Regions from separate parts of the Homo sapiens genome. Here region 1 is linked to region 2. The links are chromatin loops, found by intact Hi-C in ENCODE. Cell type or tissue: heart right ventricle. All regions are shown on one strand. Each heading gives the region's core, and the rest is flanking DNA. Links, peaks and the distances in the headings are about the cores only. Region 1 overlaps EDA (ectodysplasin A). Region 2 overlaps EDA (ectodysplasin A).

What was found. Hi-C counts contacts between places; a loop is a spot of excess contacts. Peaks named below come from ENCODE experiments on the same cell type or tissue, not always from the same donor. Only the 100,000 strongest peaks of a DNase experiment are listed, where the experiment ranks them.
Region 1: it touches region 2 in a loop (3-fold over the local background); 3 of 110 quality-filtered maps call a loop at or near these places.

Annotation. Positions count from the first base shown.
Region 1 is chrX:69,758,547-69,771,004 of GRCh38, forward strand. All of the region lies in intron 1 of EDA (ectodysplasin A), which reads left to right. Among named protein-coding and RNA genes, the nearest start is that of EDA, 150 kb to the left of the region's middle. In heart right ventricle, for the core only: no CTCF peak of the experiment used is centred there; no DNase peak of the experiment used is centred there.
Region 2 is chrX:69,995,577-70,008,034 of GRCh38, forward strand. All of the region lies in intron 2 of EDA (ectodysplasin A), which reads left to right. Among named protein-coding and RNA genes, the nearest start is that of MIR676, 21 kb to the right of the region's middle. In heart right ventricle, for the core only: no CTCF peak of the experiment used is centred there; a DNase peak (open chromatin) is centred at 5,872; H3K27ac peaks cover 2,331 bases.

The DNA of each region.
Region 1 (12,458 bases), core at 2,453-10,452, 240 kb before region 2:
TTGAAGGCCAGGCGTGGTGGCTCACGCCTGTAATCCCAGCACTTTGGGAGGCTGAGGTGGGCAGATCACCTGAGGTCAGGAGTTCAAGACCAGTCTGGCCAACATTGATGAAACCCCGTCTGTACTAAAAATACAAAAAATTAGCTGGGTGTGGTGGCATGCGCCTGTAGTTCCAGCTACTCAGGAGGCTGAGACAGGAGAATCGCTTGAGCCCGGGAGGTGTAGGTTGCGGTGAGCCGAGATCGCACCAGTGCACTCCAGCTTGAGCAACAAGAGTGAAACTCTGTCTCAGAAAATAAAAATAAAAAAGACAACAACAACAAAAAACCCAGATGGAGATCACATCTTTTTTTTCCATTTGGATACTTATGAAACCGATTGTCAAGTTGGAGGTTTTGGGTTATATCTGATTCCTGGTTCCACACAAGAATTTATGTGCTGTCTGATCTGTTTATCCTCTAATGCATTTTGATCTTTAAAGTTACTTCAAGTCATTAAACATTTGCATTAATTGAAAAATAGGATTTATTATTCAGTAATTCTGTATATTTTAAGATTTCTTTCCTCTTCTTTCTAGGGAAATTAATGACTTTCTTTTTTAAACCAGCATCATTCCCCAATACAGCATTGTAACTAATGATAGCTGGGATATACTCAATTCCAAATGGTCCAGTGTCATTTTTCTGTATAGTAGGAGTGAATAAGATCATCTGTAGATTAGCCAGAAGGAAAATGGCTTTGTGTTTTACCTTTGTAGCAGCCTCTTGAAGGATATCTAATTTGATACAGTTATCTGTAAGAAATAGAATAAAGCAAGATAAAGCACGTATGTTTAGATGTGTGGCTGACAGCTCTCCTGAAAGCAGAAAGTGCTAATTTTTTACTTTAAAAAAAAATCTGGAAGAAGGCCTCAAGTAATTCAGGGGAAGACAAATGATGCTGAAATGAAGTCACGTGACTCAGTGGATAATTCCAGTGAAACCCAGGAAGAACCGCATTAGTGATAGTCTGTAAGTATACACCGTGTTTTACAATAGGTTGATTGCACTAAACAAAGGAGAAAATCCTTTCTCTGAGGAGCTTACAGTCTAAAGATACAAGCTGGTGCGGTACAATATGGAATGAGAACAATAAGTGAGCCCCATGGTAGGTGGTCTTCATAGCTGAAATGCTTCGAAACAAGTGCCTTCTTGGAAAGGTAGAGGTTGGAGAGGGAGTGGCCCAGGTGTGCAAAGAAGTTGAAGGCTGTTCTTTTGGGACTGGGGAATAAGGATAAGGAAGGAGAGGGCTGGATAGTGTGTCTGAAAAGAGGCTCGACATAAAAATGGGTAAAGAGATCAGACTGACATTGGCATGGTACAGCGTGGTGATTTAGAGAACAAGGGGAAATGCCAGCAGAAGAGGACTGAGAGAGAGGGGCAAACAACATACCTTAAGACTGTATTACAGCAAATACCACGTCTTTAAAGATTCTCCAGATCTCTCCCTAGATCTGGAGAATGCTGCTTGTAACAGACTCTTGCCAGTGTGAATGGATTCTGTACCAGAGGAAAGAACAGTCTAGTATGGTTGGAACAATCCAGTAAGATTCTGTATGTGAAAAGGGCTTTGTACAAACCTCTCATGGGGTTTTATAAAAGCTCTTTTGTACAAAAAAAAAAAAAAAAAAAAAAGCAAAGCAGTACAAATGTACATCATCATCATTTTGCCTAGCTTTGACTTTATTAAATTTTTGGTTGGTAAAGTATTTTAAGAAAAGGTTAGCAGTAGAACTTCCCATTTCAGAGATGTTATCAGAAACAGATTTGATATTATAAATGCTTCACTTGTTTCCATGTTAGCTTGTTACAACTTCTCATAGTAAATGTTCCCACAAAGGGCTCTCTATTTTCCTTACAGTTGAACTAATACTTCACATAAGTGAAGATCCTCATTCTCATCCTCATTCCTGCCCCCTCTCTTGTTATCCAGCCTCTTTTTCACTTGTGTTCATATGCTCATATGTTTTCTTTGGTCTCACAAAACTAATTTTATAGTCTGCCTTATTCCAGCAAGGATATCAGTTGGTTTACCAAGAAATACATACAATAACAGGATTAACAAATTGACAGGGAAATGGGTATGAAGGGAAAATAATTATAAGAAACAAAATGAGGCCAGGGTAAGGTTAGTACACCGAGTATACAGCACTGGAGACTTATGATTGTGCCCTAAATTTGACTCAGCTTCTTAGCAGACGGATCAAGGAAGGAAATGTTAGTTATAACAGTTGCAGGTGTCTATAAGGTAAAAATGAACTCGTTTCTCAGAAGCAGCACAGCTTTTCTTGAGACTTGTAAGAAATTCCTCCCATGGGGTTTTATAAATGCCAATTTGTTGGGTATGAATTTTATCCTGGGGGCACTGGGAAGCCAGTGAAGTTTTTGATTTAGGGGATGACATGCACAAAGCCATATTTAAAGCAGGTATAGGAAAGCTCAAATGAGTTGCGGGGGAACTAGATGCAGGAACAAGTTAGAGACGAGGCTCTAAGAGTCTGGGCAACAAGGATATATAGAGGGAATGGCAGATGAAGAAAAGCTATAAGAGAGGTTAGGAAGATGTACAAGGTCATTGCTTAGATATCAATGGAAAAGGAAGAATCAAGGATGCCTCTAGGGTTCAGGTATAGCTAAAGTAATGGTATCATAATCCCTTGCAAGTAAAAGGAGGAAAGATGTGTTAAAGTGTAAAGCCCAGAAGATGATGAAAAAGCTGAGATAACCACTATGGGTTCTTATAGTCACATTTTAGAACAAGCAGAACAAAGAAAATGGAGAGTTATCATTTATTTAGCACATTATAGTTTATGAAGTACTTTTACATACAGTATCTTATTTTGTCCTCATGACATTCCTGTGAAGGAAGTAGTACTATCCACATTTTACAGATAAAAAATCTTGGACTAAATGATTAACTGACGTTTTAGTAAGTGCCTTGTTTTTCCCCCACTGTATTACACTGCCTCAAGAAGACCACCTGCTTGCAGCTATTGACATAATATTATCAGATGAAAATATCAGGACAAGGTTAGAGTTTTGCCATCATTATAAACATGAGTATTTTGCTTTGCTTTATACAATTGTTCTACTGGGGACATTTGATAGGAATAGGACTGTTTGCCCCTACACTAAATGTCCCCAGACTACTATGCTTTTAAAATTTAATATCTGCTTTTTATACTTCTTTAATCTCTTCCACTGCTGTCAGCTGTTACTACTTGATGCGTCTGGCAGTTCCCCTCCTCCTAATCATTTGTACCCCTGGAAACCAAACAAATATGCTTGTTACTTTTAGACACAATCTTAAGAGTGACTATGCGTTGAATTAGAACATAGGGAGTCCTCTTATGAGAACTCTAACCCTTATTTATGTTTTTACGGGTAAAGAACATAAGTCTTACTGTACATTCATTCTTAGAATATATAATTTTGGCTCTCTTCTAGTGTCTTGGCCAATTTTGAGTAGTTGAAAGTGCTGGATAAGTTACCTAGAAAAGTGAGGTATCAGTATATATATTTAATATGTAACCTTGGCCAATACTTTTTAAAAATAGGTGTTTTGGTGGTGACTGGAAAGTAATCATGCTTTACAAAGGGAAGGTTGTGAATTTTTCGTGAATAGTAGTCTAGATGCCAAAGGTTTGAAGTGACTGCCCAACCTCCTTTATTCCAGAATGACTGGTGACCACTTCTCTCAGTCCCCATTCCCCTCTACTGGAAAAGTTGCAGACATTTTCTTTGTTCTCCAGTAAGTCTTTCTTCCCAAAACAGTCACAGAAGCTTCCAACCAGCCCTTTCTTGGTTCACTTGTCTTTCTCTTTTTCCCTCTGCGAGGAAGGCTTTTCATAAAGATTTATTGACTATCCACGCGGCATTGTTCCTATAGGAAGCACTGAACTCCTCAGTGTGAAATCTGTGTCTCCAGCTGGCTAAATAAAGTACTTTGTGACACTTGGTACAGCATGTGCATAATTCAGATGTGTGGACTGTGGCCCAAGCATCATGAGCACTCAGCCCATGTCCAAATAGAAGCAGTGTTTTTTTTACAAATTTACTTTTCAAATTAATTTTTAAGATGAACAATTAGTGGCTAATCAATACATTTATTAAGCCACCTGAACTGAGTAGAAATGAGAGAGAAGAGGAAAGGTGATTTCCCTTCACACTCGATTGAAGTATGAAATTAATAAAAGTAGATGTCATTGGAACTCAGCAAGATCAGTAATTAAAACTCTTGGTCTTTCAGATGTTCCTAGGAAAGATTGTATCCTTCATTATGATGGAAATGGAAAATGCTTATTTCTCTGCACAGGTAGTTTGGGACAAAGGAACTACTTTTACTGTTAGTTAGAAATATCCTCATGTCACCTTGTGCCCAGAAAAATAGGAATGATTTTGGATTAGTTGTGGTCTGTTAAAAATACAGTGGTGATATTACCATTTTATGGCTTTGAATTGAGCTTTGGGAAAAAGTTTCTACTTTGATGCTTTTAGGAGCTCATGATTGGATATAAGATTTTACAAAGATAATTGGGAGAAAACAACTTCCTATGTCCTTTTATGAATTCATTTAAGGTGTAAAAGTATTTTCTAGAAATAGGCAGGATATCTAGGCCTTGATAGGAGTGAGGGACATTTCTTCAGCTTTAGTAGTCATCCTGTTTTGCATGTGACCATGTCAGTATATCCATTTTAGACTGGCCTTTCAGAAGAAGAGAAATTTGCTTTTCCTTCTTTTTGCTTTTGTATCTAAGTGTCTATTACAGGAACATACATTTGGTGGGTATTCAAATGCCTCTGATGAGATGTTTATTGGTAAATGAAAAATGTTTTCTGAAGGGAGCAAATGGTATGCTCTCTAAAGATAATCAGATTTATCAGTTCAAAAATATGGCAATGCAACTGAAGTATCTAGATTGAATGGTAAACTATGAATTATGCCTACACAATGCTGCAACTGCCGCCTTATGTGACCTCAACTTTTGCAGTATAATGAAGGTATATTATTAAACATTTAAATAGCCTCACTTACTGAATAAACAATCAGTGGCTTGATAAATTATGTTTGGACCTAGCACTAGAGATACTTCACTCATTATAGTGCTTGTGAGCACTAAGGCCAACCCCTGATATTTGAGGGACATTATGCAAATTTCCCCAGAGCAGCATGGTTTGGAGTTCTCTGTCTGATACATCAGTTAGCGTTAGTGCCCTGTGGCTAAAAAGGATATGATGATGGGTGAGTATCCAAGTGTAAGGTTAAAATAAACCAATGAGTTTTGAGGCTTTAGACTTTCATTTCATTTCATCCATCAGCTACATTGAGCTTTCCTTTAGAAAACCAGACTAGCGTTGACCTGCTAGAGTCCCTGGGGAGACTATGCTATAATAAATTTTGATTAGGTATTAGTAGATATAAGAGAGAGAAGAGATGAGCTAGCCAGGAAGGGTGAGGTGGGCAGAAGGGACATTACTGAGCTGAGGAGGGGATAATTAGATTAGAACAAAGGAAAGTGTATATGCCTCCTCACTCTTCCTCTCAACTACTGTTTTGGTCTAGCAATGAACCTTGCTCATTGATCTCTTATCCTTCCTGTCTTAGTTTTCTTCCACCACTACCACTACCACTCCCATTCATTTTTTATTCTTTTTTTTTTTTTTTTTTTTTTTTTTGAGACAGAGTCTCACTCTGTTGCCCAGGCTAAAGTATAGTGGTCCAATCTCAGCTCACTGCAACCTCCGCCTCCTGGGTTCAGGCGATTCTCGTGCCTCAACCACCTGAGTAGCTGGGATTATAGGTGCCTGCCACCATGCCTGGCTAGTTTTTGTATTTTTAGTAGAGACAGGGTTTCACCACATTGGCCAGGCTGGTCTTGAACTCCTGATCTCAAGTGATCCACCCGCCTCTCCCTCCCAAAGTGCTGGGATTACAGGTGTGAGCCACCGCACCCTGCCCGTTTCTTATTCTTGATGCCTTCTGTCCTTCTGTATATTCCCTAATAAGTATTACATAATAAAAGAAAGACAACAAGGAAAACTGTTGTTTTTCTTTGTTTTTGTTGTATTTTTGAAAAATATTTCCTACTTTTTCCCCTTTACCTTTCTTCATTGATGCTGCCCAAATAAAACCTTTATCAGATAATCTCCTTTACCATATTTGTACAAAAGGATTCTATTATAAACTACTGCAGCTGAGCTCATTTTGTTTATTTAAGTAATAATATTCTCTGGATGACATCTCAATCACTCTGACACCTTGTCATCTAGGGTGGCATCCCAGGGTATTTATAATCTTCTCAATGGTTAGCATGCAATTCTCAAACCAAATTAATTTGAAGTCACTTTAACTTAAAATGATTTGAAAAGATCCCCAAATCAAATTGTCATAGGCATGGCACCGCCTAACAATCAGAGATTAGTGCTTTGGAACAATGATTCTTAAACTGTTTAGCTTCTGAAGGAAATATTTAGTCAACACTCCACCCTAAGAAGAGGGACAATCATTTATCACTGAACAGCCAGAACTTTCTGATCTCAAGCACTCTCTCAAAAAAAGTTCTTAAAGGCTATGAGAGAATGTAGCAACAGTGGTGGACCTAAGAAGAGAATTGGCTTACCTATTCATTCATTCATTTTCATGCGTTCATTCAACAAATATATACTGAGGGCCTACTATATGCCAGCATTATTTTATATAGGTTCTATCTACCTTGTTATACAAAAGATAATATTACCTGGTTTGAAAATGCTCATTCTCTAGTGGTGAGTAACCTACGGTTAAATTAGAGTAACCCTTAGTTCCATTTCTCTTTGGTAACCAATGATTCAGTACTATGTAGTTTGGATCACTTTGCAGTATAGTGGTTTTGTCTTCCTATTCTGTGATGTTTTTCTAGCCTGCAGCCTCTTACCCATCATTCATAACCATCACTGGTGTTCATTGAATTGTACTTGTAGTTGTTTGCAATGTGTTGGTTTTAATTTTCTTTCTTTTTGAACTTTTTATTTTAAAATATTTTAAACATAACTTTTTATTTTCAGAAATACAGGAAGTTTCAAAAAATAGTACAGAGAAGTCTCTTGTACCCTTCATTCAGTTTTCCCCAATGATTATATATTATATAATTAGAGTACAATATTAAAACCAGGAAACTGACATTGGTACAATGTGTGTATAAATTCTATGCCATCTTATCACTTCTGAGGATTTGTATAGCCAATAAAAACAATTCCATCACCACGAAGATCTCTTTCTTGCTATCTACCCCTTTAGAGTCAAACCTGCTCCCTACCATTCTTCACTATCTGTAGCCCCTGGCAACCACTAATTTGCTTTCCATGTCTAAAACTTTGTCATTTCTAGCATATTAAAGAAAAAGAATCGTACAGCATGTGACCTTTTGGGATTGGCTTGTTTTTCACTGAGCACGATACCCTTGAGATTTATCTAAGTTTTTGTCTGTATCAATAGTTTGTTCGTTGTTATTGCTGAGTAGTATTCCATGTTATGGATGTACCACGGTTTGCTCAATTGTTTGCCCACTTTATTGTTCTATTTCCTTGTTCACTGATTCTTTTCTCCTGTTCTCCCTGTTCTGCTGTTGAGCCCACACATTGAGTTTTCAATTTGGCAAGTATATTTTTTCAGTTCTAAAATTTCCATTTGATTTTTTTGTAGGGGGGAAGTATCTGGCATTTTTTTTTAACTTCTATTTTAGGTTCAGGGTTACATATGCAGGTTTGTTATATAGGTAAACTCATGTCATGGGAGTTTGAGATTATTTCATCACCCAGATACTAAGCCTAGTACCCAATCGTTATTTTTTCTGACCCTCTCTCTCCTCCCACCCTTCACTCTCAAGTAGGTCCCAGTGTCTTATAGGTCCTTAGGTCCCCTCTTTGAGTCCATGTGTTTTCATCATTTAGCTCCCACTTATAAGTGAGAACGTGTAGTATTTGGTTTTCTGCTCCTGCGTTAGTTTGCTAAGGATAATGGCTTCCAGCTCTATTCACGTTCCTGCAGGAGGCATGGTCTCATTCTCTTTCATGGCTGCATAGTATTCCATGGTGTATATGTACCACACTTTCTTAATCCAGTCTGTCATTGGTGGGCATTTAGGTTGATTCCATGTCTTTGCCATTGTGAATAGTGCTGCAATGAACATTTGCATGCATCTGTCTTTGTGGTAGAATGATTTATATTCCTTTGGGTATATACCCAGTAATGGGACTACTGGATCGAATGGTAGTTCTGTTTTTAGCTCTTTGAGGAATCACCACACTGCATTCCACAGTGGTTGAACTAATATACACTCCCGCCAACAGTGTATAAGCATTCCCTTTTCTCTACAGCCTTGCCAGCATCTGTTATTTTTTGACTTTGAGTTGGCCTTTGCTGAAGGTGCTATGGATGGGAGTGGAGCCACAGTCTTATCCGTGGTGTTTAGGTGGAGTAGGAAGGTGATTAGAATTATTCTGTCTTGCCAGGCTGCCATTTTCCTAGTCCTTTGGCTAGAAAGAGCCACCTTTCCTTGTGACTTGATGTTAAACACCTAGAAATCCTTAAAAGTAGTAACATAATTACTAGTAACATTGTGATTGTGTTAATTATGCCACATTTTACTTACTTTTTAGTACTTTTATTGAAGTATTGACATACAATTAAGTACATTTAAAGTTTACAATTTGATGCACACACCCATCACCACAATCTAAATAATAAATATACCTATCATGCCCAAAAGTTTACTTGTGTCCCTTTGTATTCCCTCCATTCCTTCCCTACTCACCTCCTCCTATCCTAGGCAACTGTTGATTTGCTTTTTTTTTCAATACAGATTAGTTTGCATATTCTAGAATTTTTATAAATGGATTCATAGAGTATGAACTTTTTCTCTGGTTTCTTTTACTCAGTATAATTATTTTTATACTCATCCATGCTGTCATGTATATAAATAGTTCATTCCTTTCTTATTGTTTAGTAGTAGCAGTATATTATAGATATGTGACAATTCATTTTTCCTTTCAACTGTTGATAAACATGTGACTTGTTTCCACTTTTTGGCTATTACAGATAAATGCTATGAACATTTGTATACAAGTGTTTTTGTGTACACATGCTTTTATTCTTAGATAAAAAGACAGTGGAATTGCTGGGATATATGGCAGGTGTATGTTTACCTGGTAAGAAATTGCCAAACTTTCAAATTTTGCACTAGCACTAGCAGTGTATGAGCATTCCAGTTGTTTCACATCCTGACAAGACTTGGTGTACTAAGTCTTTTTAATTGTAGCCATTCTAGTAGATGTACAGTATTATTTCATGCTAAGAAGTTTTAATTTGCATTTTCCTAATGGCAGATTATATTGAACATCTTTTCATGTGCTTATTTGGCATCTGAATATATTATTTGATGAAGCATTCATTCAAGTATTTTGCTGAATTTTAAGTTCTTTCTCATCTTATTATTGAGTTGTAAGAGTTCCTTATATATTCTAGGTGCAAGTCCTTTGTCACATATACGTTCTGTTAATAGTTTTCCCCATCTGTGGCTTGACTTTACATTTTCACAGTGATGTCTTCTGAAGAGTGAACATCTTTAATGTTCATGAAATCCAATGTAATGATTTTTCCCCTTTTGTAATTTCTGGAGTTTTGTAATAATTAAGAAATCTTTGACAAACCTAAGTACATTGAGATTTTCTTCTGTTTTCATCAAAAAGTTTTATAATTTTAGCTCGTACATTTAGGTCCATGATCCATATTGACTTAATGTTTTATACAATGTGTAGTAAGTGCCAAGGTGTCTTTATTTATTTTTTTGCATATGGATATCCACTTGTTTCAGCATGGTTTGTTGAATAGACAGTTCTTTTCCCAATGTATTGCATTGACATCTTTATTGAAAATCAGTTGATGATATAAGAGCAGATCTATTTCTCGGTTCTATTATGTATCATTAATAAATTTGCCTGTTTTACACAATAATATACTGTCTTGATTATTATAGTTTTATATTAAGTCCCAAAAAAGTAACATATGTCCTCCATAATTGTTCTTTTTTGAAGTTATTTAGACTCATCTAGGTGCTTTACATTTTCTTACAAATTTTAGAACCCAATTGTCAATTTCTACAAACATTTCTCCTTATTTGGGTTTAATGTGTTGTTCTTCTACTAGTTATTTAATGTAGGAAGATGGAGTCATTGATTTGAGAACTTTCTTGTTCTTTCCTAACGTAGGCATTTAGTGCTATAAATTCCCCCAAAATATTGATTATGATATACGGTTTATTCATCATCATTCAGTTCACAATCTTTTTCTAATTTCTGTTTTGATTTCCTCTTTGACCTATGGATTAGTTAGAAGTGCAATATTTAATTTCCAAATACTTAATGATTTTCTAGATGTCTTTCTGTTCTTGACATCTAATTTATTTTCATTGTGGTAATGGAGCATTCTTTGTGCCACTTGCATTTTTTAAAATTTGTTGAGACTTGTTTCATGGCCCAGAGCGTGATCTAGCTTGGTAAATGTTCCATGGGCAGTTGTGTACTCGTCAATGCTGAGTTGTGTGTTTTATAAATATCAAGTAGTTTACTTGGTTGATAGTGTTTGCAAAGTCTTCTGTCTCCTAACTGATTTTCTGTCTACTTATTTTATCAATATTAAGGGATGAGTAATGAAATCTCTGAATATAATTGTGTATTTGTCTATTTCTCCTTGCACTTCTATCAGTGATCCAGCTTTCTTTTGATTAGTATCAGTGTGGTATATCATTTTTCATTCTTTAACTTTTAACCCATTTGTGCCTTTATATTTAAAATGTGTTTCCTGTTAAGCAGTATGTTGTTGGATCTTGCTTTTTTAATTCCGTCTGACAGTCTCTGCCTCTTAATTGAGGTGTTTAAAGCACTTCGATTTAATGTGACAATTGATGTGGTTAGGTTTAAGTCTATCATCTTGTCATTTGCTTTTTATTTATCCCAGATATTCTTTGTTCCCTTTTTCTTCTTTTCCTGACTTCTTTTTGATTAAGTATCATTATAATTATATTGCAAAGCCTTTGTTGGATGATTAGCTTTATCTCTTAGTATGTTAGGGGTTGCTTTAGGGTTTATAGCACACACAACAAGAAAAAAAATTATGTAATTATTATTTCTGGTGTTCTTCATTCCTTTCTATATATCCATATTTTCATCTGATGTCATTTTATTTTTTCCTGAAGGATGTGCTGTAACATTTCTTATACTATGGGTAGTAGGCAATGAATTCTTCCTTGTATGGGCAGGGGTGGTGTGTGTGGTGTAAAAAGGCAACATGATGGGATTGAAAGTGTGGGATTGAACTCATAGCAATCACTAATCTGTTCTATCTTTATAATTTTCTCACTTCTAGATTATTTTACAAAAGGAATCATAGCGTATGTATGTCCTTTTGAGATTCGCCGTTTTCACTCAGCACAATTCTCTGCACATTCACCCAAGCTGTTGTGTATATCAAGAATTTATTCCTTTTATTTGTTCACAGTTTGTTTAACCATTCACATGTTAAAGGACATTGATCTATTTCCAGTTTTTGGCTATAATGATTTGAGCTTATGTGAACATTTGTATATAGGTTTTTGCATAAATATAAGTTTCCATTTCCCGGGATTATTGCTCAAGAGTGCAATTGATGGATTGTATGGTAGTTGTGTGTTTAGTTTTATAAGAAACTGCCAAGTTGTTATCCAGAGAAACTGTACAATTGTACATTCCCACTAATAATGTATGAGTGATTCCCTTTTTCCACAGCCCTGCCAGCATTTGGTGTTGTCACTCATTTTTATTTTAATCATACAGATAGGTGTGCAGTGATATCTCATTGTGGTTTGAAGCTGCATTTTCTAATGGCTAATGTGGCAGAACATCTTTTCATGTGCTTATTTTGCCATCTGTACACCCTCAGGTGAAATAGCTCTTCAAATCTCCCATTTTCTAATGGGATTTTTTTTAACTGTTGAGTTTTGAGAGCTCTTTATGTATTCAACATACTAGTCCTCTTGGATGTGGGTCTTGCAAGTATTTTTCTCCCAGTGTGTAGCTTGTCTTTTCATCCCCTTAAGAGGGTCTTATGAAGAGCAAAAGATTTAATTTGGATAAAGTCCAACTTAATCACTTTTTTTTGATAGATTAGGCTTTTGGTGCCAAGTCTGAAAACTCTTTGCCTAGTCTTAGATTCTATTTGCTCATATTTTTTTTCTAAAAGTTTAGTTGTTTTAAATTTTACACTTAAGTCCATAATTCATGTTGACTTAATTTTGTGTATGGGTGAAAGTTAGTTCAACAGCAGTTTTTTCCTTTCTGACTATAGATGTTCAACTGCTCTAGCATCATTTGTTGAAAAAACTATACTTACGCCATTGAACTACTTTT
Region 2 (12,458 bases), core at 2,658-10,657:
CTCAGGGCAGTAATATCTTCAGAAGCAGATGTCTCCCATAAAGCATGACTTCATTCCTTGGAATGGGAAGAGCCAGCAGTAGACTGTTGGGCTAATGGGTGGGGAGGGCTTTATTTAAAAATAGTTTTCTAAAATAATGTGTTTAACTTTTTAATACATTTCTATAAAAAGGCAAATTAGTTTGTTGCTGTTTTTTGTTGTTGTTGTTTTTGTTTTTGTTTTTGTTAACCTCACTCCGTACTTCCAGAAGGGGCAACCACTAGACCAGAAGGAATGGAGTCCTCGCAGAGCACAGGCACTTCCATCCAGTTGTTTGTACAGATGGGTGAAAATTAGGATTTTCCAGATGCTGAATCTAGGCTCTGTATCAGACCCCACTGAATCACAGCCTAGATTTCAACAAGCCTTTTTATAACAGCCCTGGAGCTTAGAGGAAATAAACTGAAGTGCCCAAGGAAAGTTACTGACCCAGATGCTCCAGCAAATTAGGCAAGTGGGAATATTGCTAGAGAAGGGAAGAGTAGAGAAAAAGGGTGGACCAATTAGAAGGATGCAGTTTGAAGTCAATCCAAACTTGCTAAAGAGAATGGGCTTTCCAGGCTATTCCTGTTCCTTTAGAAAAGTACATGTAGGGCAGTTCCTGAACACTGACTTCTCAAATTATTAGGAATAACCAAGATGAATGGCATCCTGTACTCTCTGACATCCTATCATCAGGGCTTACAGGCACTGCCCATGTGTTCTAGTGTGTTACTCACTTCTATTTCTGTCTATGCAGAAGGTGATCACTAAACAAGGTCCAAAGAGCTAATTTCCTAAACATGGAGGGCAAAGACCTTTTCCATAAACAAGATCCATAAACAAGGAAACATGATAAGGTAGTTACCATCTGAGCTTGGTACCTTCAATTTGTAAATTTAATCACTACATCCCCATAAGAGGTCCATTTCAGTTACAGCTATGCATTAAAAATGAAGATATGCCAATAATTCTGTAAATATTGATTGATGGCAGTAAATACTGAAATTAAATTTCCTTTCCCAACTCCCACATTAGTCACCTTGGCCAGCAACCGGTCCTCCTCCAGATAACTCTTTAAGCTTCATCTCCACCATAAAGCCTGATACAGTTTGGCTCTGTGTCCCCACCCAAATCTCATCTTGAATTGTACTCCCATAATTCCCACATGTGAGTGGGAGATAACTGAATCATGGGAGCAGTTTCCCCCATACTGTTCTCATGATAGTGAATAAGTCTCACAAGATCTAATAGTTTGATAAGGGCAAACATGTTTCGCTTGACTGTCATTCTTTCTCTTGTCTGCTGCCATGTGAGACGTGCCTTTCACCTTCCACCATGATTGTGAGGCCTCCCCGGCCACGTGGACCTGTAAGTCCATTAAACCTCTTTTTCTTCCTAGTCTCAGGTATGTCTTTATCAGCACCATGAAATGGACTAATACAGTAAACTGGTACCAGCAGAATGGGGTGTTGCTGAAAAGATACCCAAAAAAGTGGAAGCAACTTTGGAAGTAGGTAACAGGCAGAAGTTGGAACAGTTTGGAGGGCTCAGAAGAAGACAGGAAAATGTGGGAAAGTTTGGAACTTCCTAGAGACGTGTTGAATGGTTTTGACAAAAATGCTGATAGTGATATAAACAATAAGGTCCAGGCTGAGGTGGTCTCAGATAGAGATGAGGAACTTGTTGAGAACTGGAGCAAAGGTGATTCTTGTTATGTTTTAGCAAAGAGACTGGCAGCATTTTGTCCCACCCTAGAGATTTATAGAACTTTGAACTTGTGAGAGATGATTTAGGGTATCTGGTGGAAGAAATTTCTAGGCAGCAAATCACTCAAGAGGTGACTTGGGTGCTGTTAAAAGCATTTAGTTTTAAAAGGGAAACAGAGCATAAAAGTTTGGAAAATTAACCTGACAATGGGATAGAAAAGAAAATTCCATTTTCTGAGGAGAAATTCAAGCCAGCTGCAGAAATTTGCATAAGTAATCAGAAGCCAAATGTTAATCCCCAAGACAATGGGGAAAATGTCTCCAGGGCATCTCAGAGGTCTTCACTGCAGCCCCTCCCATCACAGGCCTGGAGGCCTAGGAGGGAAAAGTGGTTTCGTGGGCCAGGCCCAGGGTCCCTGTGCTGTGTGCAGCCTAGGGACTTGGTGCCCTGCGTCCCAGCCACTCTAGCAGTGGCTAAAAGGAGCCAACATAGAGCTTAGGCCATAGCTTCAGAGGTTGCAAGCCCCAAGCCATGGCAACTTCCACTTGGTTTTGAGCCTGCAAGTGTACAGAAGTCAAGAATTGGGGTTTAGGAACCTCCGCCTAGATTTCAGAAGATGTATGGAAATGCCTGGATTCCCAGGCAGAAGTTTGCTGCAGGGGCAGGATCCTCATGGAGAACCTCTGCTAGGGCAATGCAGAAGGGAAAAGAGGGGTCAGAGTCCCCATACAGAGTCCTTACTGGGGCACTGCCTAGTGGAGCTGTGAAAAGAGGGCCACCATCCTCCAGACCCCAGAATGGTAGATCCACTGACTGCTTGCACCATGCACCTGGAAAAGCCACAGACACTCAACACCAGCCCATGAAGGCAGCTGAGAGGGAAGCTGTACCGTGCAAAGCCACAGGGGTGGAGCTGCCCAAGACCATGGGAACCCACTTCTTGCATCAGCTGGATATGAGACATGGAGTCAAAGGAGATCATTTCGGTACTTTAAGATTTGACTGCCCTGCTGGATTTCAGACTTGCATGGGGCCTGTAGCCCCTTTGTTCCAGCCAATTCCTCCCATTTGGAATGGCTGTATTTACCCAATGCCTGTACTGTACACTTATTGTATCTAGGAAGTAACTAACTTGCTTTTGGTTTTACAGGCTCATAGGCAGAAGGGACTTGCCTTGTCTCAGATGAGACTTTGGACTGTTGACTTTTGAGTTAATGCTGAAATGAGTTAAGACTTTGGAGGACTGTTGGGAAGGCATGATTGGTTTTGAAATGTGAGGACATGTGATATGGGAGGGATCAGGGGCAGAATGATATGGTTTGTCTTTGTGTCCTCACCCAAATCTCATCTTGAATTGTACTCCCATAATTCCCATGTTGTGGGAGGGACCTGGTGGGAGATAATTGAATCATGGGGGCAGTTTCCCCCATACTGTTCTCATGGTAGTGAATAAGTCTCACAAGATCTGATGGTTTGATAAGGGGAAACATGTGTTGCTTGGCTCTCATTCTTTCTCTTGTCTGCCACCATGTGAGATGTGCCTTTCACCTTCCACCATGACTGTGAGGCCTCCCCAGCCACGTGGAACTGTAAGTCCATTAAACCTCTTTTTCTTCCCAGTCTCGGGTATGTCTTTATCAACAGTGTAAAAACAGACTAATACAAAGCCTTCCTAGGGCAACCTCCCAGACTTTGTTTCTTATCTCCTTGAGTCCATCCTTCCTGTCTCCTCCTTCTGTACCTTTGTCTTTCATCCTTCCCACCTCTGATGCCTCTAGAGACAATAACATTGGTGCCTGAAATAAAAATAAATGGAAAACAGATAAGAAGAGATTATGAACTTTTAAAAAATCATTGTAGCTGAGTGGACTGAGAAAAATAAACTGAGGTCGTGTATGAGTTGTTGTCTCTCAAGAAAGTGTCACACACTAGGAATAACCATATTATTTTTAATGAAGGATACTGGACTTTTTTTCTACCAGGGAGAAAAAAGTCACCCAATGATATCCTAGAAAAAGGGAGTTAGGGCTAAGTATAGTGGCTCACGCCTGTAATCCCAGTACTTTGGGAGGCCAAGGTGGGTGGATCACTTGAGGTCAGGAGTTCAAAACCAGCCTGGCCAATATGGTGAAACCCCATCTCTACTAAAAATACAAAAAAAATTAGCTGGGCACAGTGGCAGGTGCCTGTAATCCCACCTACTCGGGAGGCTGAGGCAGGAGAATTGCTTCAACCCAGGAGGCAGAGGTTGCAGTGAGCTGAGATGGCGCCATTGCACTCCAGCCTGGGCTACAAGAGTGAGACTCTGTCTCAGAGAAAAAAAAAAAAAAAGGAAAAAAAGAAAAAGAGAAAATGGGAGTTAGGCCCAAATCGAGATATTACAGAACAAAACAGTTCCCATGTTCCTTAAACTGTTACAAAGCATAGAAAGAGAAATAATTCCTCTCAGTTCATGTTATAAAATTGGTATAACCTTGATAACAAACTCTTCCAAAGCAGCACCAGAAAGACAACTAAAGATATCTCACATAAAAATCTTAGGTAACTACTAGCAAATCAAACCATGCAATATATTTATAGTGTGTCATGACCAAGTAGGGTTTGTCCTAGGAATGCAAAGATTATTCAATAATAGGAAATCTCTTAATATTATATTATATCATCAACTCAAAGGATATAAATCATTTGATCACCTCAGATGTCACAAAGGCATTTAATAAAAATCTAACACTCTTTCCTGATTATTCTTAGTAAACGAGGAATAAAAGGGCATTCTCTAATATGATAAAGAATATCTTGGCCTAATAAACAGCATAGTACTTAATGGTAAATATATTAGAGGCATTTCTGCTAGAATTGGGAATAAGACAAAGATGCTCATTGTAACTGCTGATGTTCAACATTATTCTTGAAGTTCTTACCAATGTAATGGGGCAAGAAATTGAAATAAGAGATATCACTGTTGGGGAATTATACAAAGTACCATTATTTACAGATATTGTTCTATAGCTAGAAAACCCAAGAGAATGGATTAAAAAGATATTATAAATAGCAATCACCGAGGTGGCCAGGTCTTATATTATCTGTTTGTAGTACAAATATGGTACTAGCATATCTTGTGTTCAAACAACATTTATAAGTTGAATATAATTGAAAGAATTAACTGAAAAAGAACTTTCTACAGGCAGTTAAATCCTTCAAGGCCATTTCAGAATCTTGCTGTGTCTTGGGATAATTATTGTGAACACCAATTTATATTGGATAAAGAGGTTCAGTTAATTGAGATTTCTGTTTGCTTGAGTTTGGGACAAATGAAGTTTATATGGTTATAGAATTTTGCAAAAAGATGAATTTGTCTTTATTGAGTGCCTAGAGAATATCTTACACTTGCTTTTCATGTTATCTTGTATAAACCTCATAACAACTCTATAAGGTAAGTAATAGTATCCCCATTTTATAAATGAGAATGTACTCAGAGAGATGAAGCAATTTGCTCAGTGTCATGCAGCACTTACTAAGTAGTGGAGCTGGGCTTGAATGCAGTTCTGTGACTTCAAAGACCATGCCTTTTCCACTAGTGACTTTCAATTATGTGTTCAATTTCCCTGGAAGAGAAATGTATTTCCTGGGACAAAGTTCTGCTGAGTATAATGTATAGAGGATGGCCAACACACAGCTACCAAAACAGACACTGCCTTTATGGAGAAGGGGGTGGCAATAATGAAAATATTAAAGGCAAGATAAATACTTACCATGTTGAAGGATAATCCCAGAAGAATCCAGGTAGTATACCCTTCTTGGGGAAAAAAATTGGATTGGCTCTTTCTAAATCAAAGTATTAGCAGCACCTCCATCCTAGGGCAGGCACTAATGTAAATGACTGGAGTACATACAAACTGAACATCAGAAATCCTTAGTTTGTCCCATCAGAAGAAGAATCTAGTGTGACTCAGGATAAGCTCCATTCCTGATTAAAGGGACACAACATGCACAATAGCACAATAGCTAGCCATCTTGAACTGTTCTGGGACCCAATCTAGAGCCATGTTGCATATGTGTGGTTCTCAATGTAATCGCTGTTTGTGGTTTGGTTTGGCTGGCCAGCTGCCATGGTAGCACTCCTCCTCAGTGAAGAGGAGCCAGCCAAATGGCTGTCATCATATGCTTCTGGGAACAGCACATTGATGCCAGCCATTTGGGCCCCTTCAGCCCATTGATGGGGTTAATCTGCCGACAGTAAGACAGGGTAGCTCTGATGATTTATGTCACATCCCAAAAGTAGATTCCCTTCTGACTCCTATGTTCTGCTGAACAAAAAGGTTGGATGATAAATTGCCAGTGTAGCCTTTACTATGTTTAGTGAGTTAACACATCTCAACTACTGAAGCAATCCATTTGATTCATGTGCATACTGCTTAAAATAATTTTTTGCATTTCCTTAGCACTTCATACTTTCCAAAGCTGTTTTTGCTTCTATTATCTCATTAATCCCAAGAGCTGGAGATGGAATACTCTGGAATATTCTTAACCTCAGACTTCTGTTGAGCCCAAGTGAAGGAGAAATGGTGTTCAGGGCTTGTCCTAGAGTAGTGGTTCTCAACCTTGGTCACACATTAGACTCCCCTGGGAAGGTTTGAAAAATCCTCATGCCCAGGTCTGACCCCACACCAATTGCATCAGAATTCCTAGGGCTGGGGTCCAAGCATTGAGAGTTTTTGAAACTCCACAGGTGATTACAATGTATAGACAGATGTGAGAACCACTAAGAAGATAAATTCAATCTGAGGCATGAGAGTTCCCGGTAACAGGAATGCGTTCAAGTGGCAATGTCACAGTGGTATTAGAGACACGGGCTGTATCATTCTCCATGAGGGTTGAAGTCCTGGAACAAAATGTGCTCATGAAAGAGTGTGTAGATAAAGAAAAGCAGGGGCCTGAAAACTAACTTTTGATATTCATAGTGTTAAGGTTTCTATCTGTGTTAACCTAGTTTTTTTTTCAAAGGCAACATGATTTCATAATGAAAAAAAAAAACATGACTAATCAGAGGCCTTTGTGGAAGGAACTGTGCATATATCTAAAGGGATCAATGGGTGTAATTTATTTAGACTTTCAAAAAATCTCTAACTGACGTTCTGCAGCAAAGGTTATTATGCTTTAAGTTATGTCACCATGAACCATGGAATTAGAGGGGCCATCCTATGAAGAGGGCTTGAATGCAGGGATAAAGGGGAGTGATAAATGCTGTTTCTGGTTTTATTAAACATTTTTGTATATAGTCTAGGTGAAAGAGTTTGCAGTGGAATCTCTAAGTTTGCAGATGATGAATCATTTAGTCCAAACACCCATTCAAAGTTCTGCCACTTACTAGCTGTGTGACCCTTGAAAAGTTACTTAACCTCTCTTGTCCTGTTTCCTCAACTGTAAGATAATGGAATTGGACATGAACATCTCAGCTAGAAATTCTGTAGATTAGCTTAACTCAGCTCCCCTCTTTGTGTTGATAATGAAAACAACACATAATCAAGTTCTTTGGTTGATTAGGGCAATGTTAGAGAGTGACAATTATGGGGTCAAGGACCAGAGAAAGCAATTGTTATACAGAATTATTCACTATACAGAGTTCATTGTAACCAGATTGACAAAGCACTATTTCTGCCAGCCATCTGCTGGAACACAAAAATAGCTTTGTTATACAGGACCGTCCTTTATAATTGGATTTAACCTGTATGACAGATTTCTTCAACAATAAATTTATAAATCCTTGTATAGCATTTTAGACCTGAGGTTCATAAAATTTTGGAGTAAGAGGTCACCTAGTCCATACCTATATTTGGCAGGAGGAGAGAGAAATGCAGACAGGTGAAGTGATTCGCCCAAGGTCAGACAGCAAATAAGTCATAGAGCTGTATCTCTGGACAACTACTCCGGTTTTCTTCTCCCTACACTCAGTTCTCAAAGCAGTCAGGAATATAGCCATTTGAGTCCCAGGCCAGACCTATTTTGAAGCTGTTTGGTTAGCCCTGCCAGGTAGGTATGTGGCTTGATAATGATGGTGATAGAAAATGAATGTGATGATGATAGCTGCTATTTATTGAGTGCCTATATGTGCTAGGCCTTGTGTTAAGTACTGTAAATTATCTAATTCAATCCTCCTGACATCCCTTTTGAGGTAGATATTATTGTCCCAATTTTCATAAATGAAAAAACTGATTGAGAGGTGAAGTAACTTGCCCAAGGTTACATAGCTATTGAATATTATTATAGAACTAGAATTCAAACCCAGTTCTGAAAAGTTAACAAAGTTCATGCTGTTTCCACAACCCCAGTATTTCCCAAACAGTACAATACAGAACATTAAGTCAACAAGAGATAGGTATTTCTTTAAAAAGCTTCTATAACCAAATAAGTTTGGGAAATGCTGCATTTCATATCCCCTTTTTGAAGAGTCACATTTCTAAGTAGTATATTAAAGGATATGAGAAATCTTCAATGAAGAAATCTGTTTTTCCTTAACCATGTGTTTCCCAGACTCTTTTTTGACCAAGGAGCCCCATTTCCAATAACATCCGTTGATGTCACACAGGACCCTGGTGCTCTCTAGAACACAGTGTGAAAAACACTGCATGATCTCCCATTCATCTTTCTGATTATCTTCAGAGATTGTTACCCTTAGGCCTGGCTTTCTCCATCCTAACCACTAAAGTGACCAAAGACTAAGTGTTGCAGAATACTTATTTAGCAAAGAAACACGCTTATGACTTTGGGAACATATTTGGTACCTATACCTCATGAAACTTTGAGGGACCATTATGCTTCTGAAATGTCAGTAGTTGGTAGGACTCTTTTAGTACTGTCTTAACCACAGTAATATTTTTTAGTCTTTTCCAAACTAAGCCAGAACTGAGCCAGAGAAGTTTCACAGCTGATCATAACTTAAGTTTGTGGAGCCTGAAGCCCCAGAGATGGGCCCCTGCTGCAAGGGCTAGAGAGGAAATCCTTGGATGAGGAATGTAAGCCATCTCGCCTAAGAAATACTTGAGATTGGGATGGGATGGGGCGGGATGAAAATCAACTTGCAAACCCCTACCTTTTCTTGCCTTTTTGTCACGCTTTACAGCAGATGCTGAAACTGTAATCTGGGTTCTGAACATGGGCATTCCATGTGGTTCTCATTCAAAATTCTCACTCTTCTTTGAAGCTAATGGCTTCTATCTTCTTCATATATATTGAGCTTGCCACGCATATTTGCACATTTCCTCTGTTTACAATTCTAATAGTGTGAGATAGAAGATAAACTCTTAAGATGCCAAGATTTGAAGATACAAACTGTATTGAAGAATGGTTTTCTTTTTCTTGAATAAAATGTCCATTCCTGTACCTCCCTGGTTGCTAGCCATTGCCTTCTCTTTATTCCTTTACTAACTGGTACTGAATAAATGTTGACAATGTCCAGTTCTCTGGTATTGTTCTCAACATAAAGGGAGAAAAGCATGAAAGCTAGAAGCCTGGGCCAGGAGCAGTGACTCACACCTGTAATCCCAGAGAGGCCAACGAAGGAGGATTGCTTGAGGCCAAGATTTCGAGACCAGCCTGGGCAACATAGTGAGACCCTATTGCTACAAAAAATAGTTTTAAAAAGCTAGCTGGGTGTGGTGGCACATGTCTGTAGTCCTAGCTACTTGGGAGGCTGAGGCAGGAGGATTGCGTGAGCCCAGGAGGTTAAGGCTGCAATGGGCCATGATTGTGCCACTGCACTCCAGCCTGAGCCACAGAGCAAGACCATGTATCAGGAAAAAAAGGTGGGGGAAAGCTGGAGCCTACTACCTGTATAACCAGAGAACAAATAAAATTAAATTAAAATTTATGAATACCTACTCTATGCACATGACTTTCATTTATTTAGGCCATAAAATAACTATAAATTGATAGAATTATGCCCATTTTACAAATGGACAGTTTTTTGAAACTATTATCGTTAATACTTTAAGCTTAGCATGACTGTGATTCAATGGAAGGTACAATGAGCTTGGAGTCAGAATCTTGGTTTACTTCCCAGGTTTACCACTTTCTTCGTCATTCGTTTGTTCATTCAACAAACATTTTTATTGAACAGCTACTATAAAAGAAATGCTTTAGGAGCTGGAGATACAGAGATGAGTAATTCACAGCCCTTGCCCTCAAGGAGTTAACAATGTATTAAGTAGAACGATCACATATCAGAAAATTATAATTTGATAAATGCAACAGTGTGTTAATGGAACACAGAGGAATTAGTGTCTGACTTTTAAAGTTTTAAAGGATGTGTAGGTATTGAGGGAAAGTGGGACTGGAGAAGGGCACTTCAAGCAGAGGGAATGGCATGAAGAAAGGTACAGAGGCAAGAGGTATGTGAAAGGTGTGGTGGATGTAGAGCCAGGGCTTGGAGATTCATGTTGAACTACATGCCATGCAGTGTTGCTTTTAAACTAGTGGATGTTTTATAAATTTATTTTTATAATTACAGACTATTTTTAGAACAGTTTTTGTATACAGGAATATTGAACAGAAACAGAGAGTTCCTGTATACAAAGAGTTCCTCTTCCCACCCTTGGCAACCACTGATCTTTTTACTATCTCTGTAGTTTTTCCTTTTCCAGACTGCCATATGGTTGGAATTATACAGTATGTAGCATTTTCAAACTGACTTCTTTCACTTAGCAATATGCATTTAAGGTTCCTCTGTGTCTTTTTCTGGATTGATAGCTTATTTATTTTTATTGCTGAATAATATTCCATTATATGGATGTCCACAGTTTATTTAACCATTTACCTATGAAATGACATCTTAGTTGCTTCCAATTTGAGGCAATGATGAATAAAGCTGCTATAAACATTGGTATGAAGGTTTTTGTGTGGACATAAGTTTTCAGCACATTTGGGTAAATAAACACCTAGGAGCACAATTTATGGGTCATATGGTAAGACTATGTTTAGCTTTGTAAGAAACTGCCAACCTGACTTCCAAAGTGGCTGTAACATTTTGCATTCCCACCAGCAATAAGTGAGAGTTCTTTTTGTTCCATATTCTCTCAAGCATTTAATGTTGTCAGTATTTTGAATTTTAGCCCTTCTAAGAGATGTTTGGTGCTATCTCATTGTTTTAAGTTGCAATTCCCTGATGACAATGGTGTTGAGCATATTTTTCTATGCTTATTTGCCATCTGTATATCTTCTTTGTTGAGGTGTCTATGCAAGTCTTTTGCCCATTTCTTAATTGGATCATTTTTTTCTGATTTTTGAGTTTTCTGTTCAGATCTTTGCCCATTTCTTAATTGGGTTAACTGTTTTCTTATTGTTATAAGAGTTCTTTATGTATTTTGGATAAGTCCTTTATCAGATACATGTTTTACAAATATTTTCTCCCAGTCTGTGGCTTGTCTCTTGATTCACTTCACAGTATCTTTCTCAGAAATTTTTAATTTTAATGAAGTTCAACTTATCAGTTTTTTTTCTTTCACAGATTGTGCTTTTGGTGTTCTATCTAAAAATTTATTGCCAAGCCCAAGGTCATCTAGATTTCTCCTATGTTATCTTATAAGAGTTTTATGGTTTTGTGCTTTGCATTTGGATCTATGATCCATTTTGAGTTAATTTTTGTCAAAGTTGTCTAGATTTTTTTGTATAAATGTCCAGTTATCCCAGCACCATTTGTTGAAAAAAAAACTATCCCTTCTCCATTAGGTTGCCTTTGCTCCTTTGTCAAAAATTTATTGACTGTATTTGTGTGGGTCTATTTCTGTTCCATTAATTTGTGGTATTTCACAAATACCACTGTCTTGATTACTGTAGCTTTATAGTAAGTATTGAATCAAGTAGTGTCATTCTTCAACTTTGTTGTTATTCTTCAATATTGTGTTGGCTGTTCTGAGTCTTTTGCCTTTCCATATAAACTTTAGAATCAGTTTGTTGATACCCACAAGGCAACTTGCTGAGATCTTGATATTGTTTGGCTGTGTCCCCACCTAAATCTCATCTTGAATTGTGGTTCCCATAATCCATACATGTTGTGGAGGGGCCTGGTGGGAAGTAATTGAATCATAAAGGCAGTTACTCCCATGCTGTTCTGGTGATGCTGAGTGAGTTCTAGTGAGATCTGATGGTTTTATGAGGGGCTTTTTCCCCTTTGCTCGGCACTCCTTTCGCCTGCCTCCATGTAAGACATGCCTGTTTTGCCTTCTGCTATGATGGTAAGTTTCCTGAGGCCTCCCCAACCATGTGGAACTGTGGGTCAATTAAACCTCTTTTCTTTATAAATTACCCAGTCTTGGGTATGTCTTCATAGCAGCATGAAAATGGACTAATGCAGATCTTAATTGGGATTGCTATAGACAAAGTTGGGAAAAAGTGACATCTTAACAATATTGAGTCTTCCTATCCACGAACATTGATCATGGATAGGAAGACACAACATTATTAAGATGTCCATTGATTTAGATCTTTATTTTCTTTCATTGAAGTTTTGTATTTTTCCTCATATAGATATTCATATTTTGTTAGATTTATACCTAAGTATTTCTCTATATATTATGTTAATATAAATAGTGTTTGTTTTTAATTTCTAAATTCCAGTTGGTCACTGCTGGTATGTAGGAAAGCAATTGATTTTTATATATTAGGTGTGTATCCTGCAACCTTATTATAATTGCTACTTAGTTCTAGAAGATTTTTGTTGATTCCTTGGGATTTTC